Linked DNA regions of Homo sapiens: region 1 is linked to region 2. Evidence: chromatin loops called from intact Hi-C (ENCODE). Cell type or tissue: MCF 10A. All regions are shown on one strand. Each heading gives the region's core, and the rest is flanking DNA. Links, peaks and the distances in the headings are about the cores only.

Region 1 (2,805 bases), core at 76-2,575, 78 kb before region 2:
GCCTCAGGAAGTCCTGACGACATGTGCTCAAGGTGGTCAGGGCACAGCTTGGTTTATACATTTAGGGAGACATGAAATATCAATCAATATATGTAGGAAGTACATTGGTTCAGTATGGAAGGACGGGACAACTTGAAGCAAAGGCAGGAAGACTGGAAGTGGTGAGGGAGCTTCCAGGTAACAGAGAGGTGATACGCAAATGGTAACATTCCTTTGAACTTCTTCTTTTTTTTTTTTTTTTTTTTGAGACAGAGTTTTTGCTCTGTTGCCCAGGCTAGAATGCAATGGTGTGATCTCAGCTCACTGCAACCTCCGCCTCCTGGGTTCAAGTGATTCTCCTGCCTCAGCCTCTCAAGTAGCTAGGATTACAGGCACCTGCCACCATGCCTGGCTAATTTTTGTATTTTTAGTAGAGACAGGGTTTCACCATTTTGCCCAGGCTGGTCTCGAACTCTTGAACTCATGATCCGCCTGCCTTAGCTTCCCAAAGTGCTAGGGTTACTGGCGTGAGCCACCATGCTGCCCTGCCAGCCTGACTCTTTTGAGTTTCTGATTAGCCTCTCCAAAGGAGGCAAATCAGATATGCACCAGTCTCAGTGAGAAAAGGAGTGCTTTGAATAGAATGGGAAGCAGGTTTGCCCTGAGCAGTTCCCAGCTTGAGCTTTCCTTAGTGATTTCAGGTGCCCAAGATATTCTCATTTCACAGATTTCAGGTGTTAGGAGAAATGGCATTGGTGGCATTGATAACCCCAAATCACACAGGGTCAGAGCTAATCCCTCTTGAATTCTATTTCAGTCCCTCTGATTACACCAATGAGTCATCTCCCTTGGTGCTACTCTTCAACGATGTTTATTTTTTAACATTTTCCCTTTTTAACAAAGAGCCTCATATTCATGGTCTTTGCCTAAGCTGCAGGATCTAGCCAGAATTTAATTAACACTGATTGGGTTTCACGGTATTTATTTATATTGATGGCATATGATTCTGATTTTCTATGTACAGCAGTGATCAGAAGTTTTCTCCATTACTAAATTTATTAATGTGTTCAAAAATAAAGTGGAGAAAACAATGGAACACGTGGTACGCAGACACAACAGAAGTGATGACATGATATCTGAGTAAGGCAACACTGAGAAGGGGGTCAAAGAATGTCTGAACTTGAGAAACTGTTTACACCTTTGTGAGCAGGAAGAGGAGGAAATCCCGAACTGAGAAAGGAATGGTAGCAAGTGAGAAGAGGAAGACCACTTAGGACTCATAAAAGCTGACTGCAAATTACAAACAGGAGGCAATAAATGGGGACATCTATCTCCTGTGAGCGACCAAGGTGGGCACTGCAGTGAACTTGGATGCTGTACGAATTCTCACCCTTCCCTCCCCTCCCTCCATATAGATATACTTTTTACGGTCCCAGGCATTCAGCCTTGTCAATGGTCATCAGGGGGCCTGAATTTTAGCAGAATCCACATATCCCTTCTGGCTGATCCTGGGCCTGGTTGCCCCTCCTTCATTCCCCCCTAGCCCATGTTTGGTCTATTAAGCAGGGGAGAGCCCAACCCTGCAGTCTGAGTTGCCGACTCCCACGGGGACTGGCTTCTGGTGGGATTTAGCCAGTAGGAGGCACTGTTGGAAAATTGAAAGGGCAGGAGGAAGAGAAGCTAGAGTAATTCTCTCCCTTACTTTCCGCTAAGCAGTTCTCCAGTGGCCGCCCCTCCTCCATGACTCTAGCACCACTGGACAGGGACAGGGTGGCTGTGGTTCCAGCTCCCCATTGGCTGCCTGGGCTCCTGTACCACCATCTGCTCCCTTTTCCCAGCAGCCTAGGGTTCATAGCAGCTTCCTTTCCAATGTTTTATTTTCCAGCTCTTCCATCACCTGTAGATGCCGATTTACTTAGTAAGCCCTTATCTATCCCTGCTGTTTTAAATACTTACTTAGGGCAGCTTCTGTCTTCCTGGTTGGGTCCTGACTGATACACCTCCCAAAACCTTTGCTTATTCAGAAATAACCTTATGTTGCTCTATGAAGAACGACCTCTCATTAGACTCATTAAATGTTGGATCTGAGAATAGTTGGTTTATTCTGTTTACAACGAGATAGATCAGGGGTCAGAAACTTTTCCTGTGAAGAGCCAGATAGTAAATATTTTAGGATTTGTAGACCACATAAGTCTTTGTAGCAGTCTTTGTTGTGTTTTTTAATTAAGCCCTCTACAAATGTAAAAACTATCCTTAGCTGTGGGTGGCACTAAAGCAAGCTGTGGGCCAGGTCTGCCCCATGAACAGTAGTTTGCTGACTGCTACAACAGTGGAGAAATACACACCCTGCCTCCCCACTCTCCAGTCACATGGCTGAGTGTGGCCCAGTCCCCTCTCCAGGGTCAGGGCTGGTCATGTGACCTGGGTCTGGCTGATCAGAGCCTCCTATTTTCCTGGCCCTACATTGCCTCTAAACATAAAAAGTGCTTTGGGAAGGGCATCCCCACAGGAAAAATAGCATTTGAAATAAATTCACCCACTTTATGCCAGGTATTGTACTAGGCACTTTCATGCCCAATCTCTTTTAATCCTCATAGTGGGGCTTAGAGACCTGAATGAATAAGTCCCTCGAGGTAAGTGGCAGGGCCAGGTTTTGGAAGCAGATGATTTTGGCTTCAAATCTGTTTATGCACTAGGCCATCCTAAAATAAAGCCTGGGGGCTCAAGACAGAAGAGAAGAGAATTACAAGTCTTCCTTGACATATTGTCGGGAACCCCCAGGCTAAGAATAAATGTGTCTGGCCTCCTATCTATAATCATTGCTTC
Region 2 (2,805 bases), core at 144-2,643:
AGCATTCACTCTACAGTGACCCCGTAGGGGGAAGGGAAAGCCCACATGGGTAAGAAAACCACCCACAGCAGCTAAATTCCGACTGCCAAGCCTTTATTAGTGGTGACAAAAGGTAGCAAAAACAGCACAGAGCTTTCTACTCCCAGGTGGGGGTTGCAGTCCCAGGAATTAGTCATGTTTTGACTGGTAGAGTTATGGAATTCATAATGGAGGCCCTGGAGAAATTAAACCCGGATTACGACCAACCCCTTCCCCCTGCCGAATGTCTCCAGTGGGAGCAACATGGCAAGGCTCTCAGTCGCTCCAGGAGACTGATTTGCTGGCTGGAAGAGCTGGGCTAAGATCATGACCCCACAAGCACAGGGTTACAGAGGAGATGGCTCTGGCCTGCCCCCCACCTCCCTGGGGGTATGTCCACTCCCATCAAACCCTAAGGAGTGGGAGTCAGGTCTGTTCTCCATGTCCCCAGCAGCCCCACCTGGTGTTCAGCAAGGCTTGCCAAGATGAATCTGTGTCTTCAGTTCATCAGTGTTGTCCTTCCTAGGTGAAAGCAATGTCCTCTCCCTGGAGGGAGGTAATTGTAGAGGGGACAACCACAGATCTAGGTAATCAGGAGAATGGCCTGAATTTGGGCGAGTGTCATTAACTCTGTATTAATTACAGAAGAAGAGTAGACCCACCTCTCATACTCTGATTTTAGGGCCTCTTAAAACTCTGAAGATTCCTAAGATGGTTGTATATCAAGATCCTAACACGTTAGTGGAAAAGTTAATCAAAAGGACAGGATGAAAAGGAACCTTTCCTAGTAGCATGAATGTGTGCTGGGGCCCGTGCATCATCGTGGAGTCTCCTGGCATCCTTAGTCCTGGATTTTTCTTGCAGTGATTCAGGGAGAAAAATTACCTTTATTGAGCACCTACTATGTGCCAAGCTCTGCTAAGCCACTTTACAAACATGCTTCAATTTAACAGAGCCTAGCAAAGGGCCTAGGACACAGAGAAAGTGCTTACTGAATTTCACTAAATGGATAAATGGCTTTAATTCCCATATCAGCCTTATGAGTTAGGTATTATTATCACCACTTTACAGATGAGGCCATGGAACCAGAGACGGGCAGTGCTTTGCCCAAAGCAACACAGCTTATAAGTGAGGAACAGAGATTCCGGCCTGCATCTGCCTGACTTTGACAACAGAGTTTGTCCTCTCCGCCAGGGTTCCTGCTTTCTCAGTAGGGACTGGCTTCTTGGAACCAGAAATCATGAATGAGAGGGGAGAGGAGGTGAGAAGCCCAGGGGAGCTGTCCAAGACTTGTAGTGCTGAACGGAAGAGCTAATGGAACAAGCACAGATGTACGCAACTGACGAAGAGCTGGTCTTGCCCTCAATGTGAATTCATCTCATTTTTCCACCTTGAGATTACTCTTCCGAAGTCTTTCACTCTGGGCTGCCTTTCCTGCCATAACCCAGGCACTAAAATAGCTCCAAAATTGATAACTAATTGCAACCACTGCTGGAGGATAGGGAAGATCTGTTAGCCCCTCAAACTCACCAAGACCCCAAGTATCACTGAAGCCAAATTCCCAACCCAAGACATCAGAGGGGAACAAGGTCCCAGGTGATATAGAATTGTTAGCCTAGAGTCTAGTGAAATATCTATTTTATGGTGTATGTTATCACTCTTTGTCTGATCCCTCTCTGAGCCCCTATATTCTCCGAGCTATACCCAGAGAGCCCTGCGTTCTCCAGTGATGTCATAATTCTGCTTACAAGTCTGTCCTTGATGTGACCCCTGATGTCCTTCAAGAGCTGAGCCTGTCAACAACCACCTTCATCCTTCCCTACTCCCTCTCATTCCCCAGCCACTTCAAATGTTCCATCTATTTAACCCCCCATACCAAGGTGTCAAAGGCAACCATGGGGGTGGCAGTGGGGAAAAGCATTCCAAACAAAAGGAACAGCATCTGCAAAGTCCTGTTCCTCTGGCAAGAGCCACCTCAGGCATCATTTCCTACAAGAAGACACCTCTGGCTGTTTACCTCTCCCTGGTGCCATGTACCCTCCGACACCTGTGATACCTCCGTGTCCAGAATGTGATTCTACCCCATCACTCCATGTCTTAGTCTGTTCCTGCTGCCATAGTAAAATACCACAGACTGCATAATTTACAAAGATTAGAAATGTTTGGCTCACAGGTCTGGAGGTCAAGATCAAGGCACCCACAGATCTGGTGTCTGGTGAGGGTCCACTCTCTGATTCCAAGACCGTGCCTTATCGCTGCATCCTCCAGAAGGGAGGAATGCTGTGCTTTCACATTGTGGAAGACTGGAGGGCCAGGCACACAAGGCCCTCTTCTATGGGGAATTAGTCCCATTCATGAGGACAGAACCCTCATGACAATCACTTACTTCCGAAAAGGCCCCACCTTTTTACCACCACCACTATGGGGATGAGGTTTCAACATGAATTTTGTAGGGATACAAACATTCAGACCACAACATTCAGACAAGAAAAGAAATTACCCTGCAATGCCTTTCCCCGGGGAAACTAAGCCAGCACTTTATGTTTTAACCATGTTGTATCACTAGCATCTATCTGCCTGTGAACAAGTACATATAAAATGAGCCAGGTGTGTGCCTAGGGATTTGGCCAATAGAGGCTGGTGTGTACGAAATAATAGCTAACCTTCATGTGCCTGGTGTTCGCTTAGTGTTTTATGTATGTTAACTCACTAAAACTATATGGCAATCATCTAAGCCACCCTGAGGTAGGCATCTTTATTGGGCCCACTTTACAGAGAGGCAAAGTA

What was found. Peaks named below come from ENCODE experiments on the same cell type or tissue, not always from the same donor. Only the 100,000 strongest peaks of a DNase experiment are listed, where the experiment ranks them.
Region 1: it touches region 2 in a loop (2.1-fold over the local background); 3 of 110 quality-filtered maps call a loop at or near these places.

The regions. Positions count from the first base shown.
Region 1 is chr1:17,908,668-17,911,472 of GRCh38, reverse strand. No RefSeq gene overlaps it. Among named protein-coding and RNA genes, the nearest start is that of ACTL8, 150 kb to the right of the region's middle. In MCF 10A, for the core only: a CTCF peak has its summit at 1,585 (motif pointing right); no DNase peak of the experiment used is centred there.
Region 2 is chr1:17,830,282-17,833,086 of GRCh38, reverse strand. No RefSeq gene overlaps it. Among named protein-coding and RNA genes, the nearest start is that of ACTL8, 76 kb to the right of the region's middle. In MCF 10A, for the core only: no CTCF peak of the experiment used is centred there; a DNase peak (open chromatin) is centred at 1,296.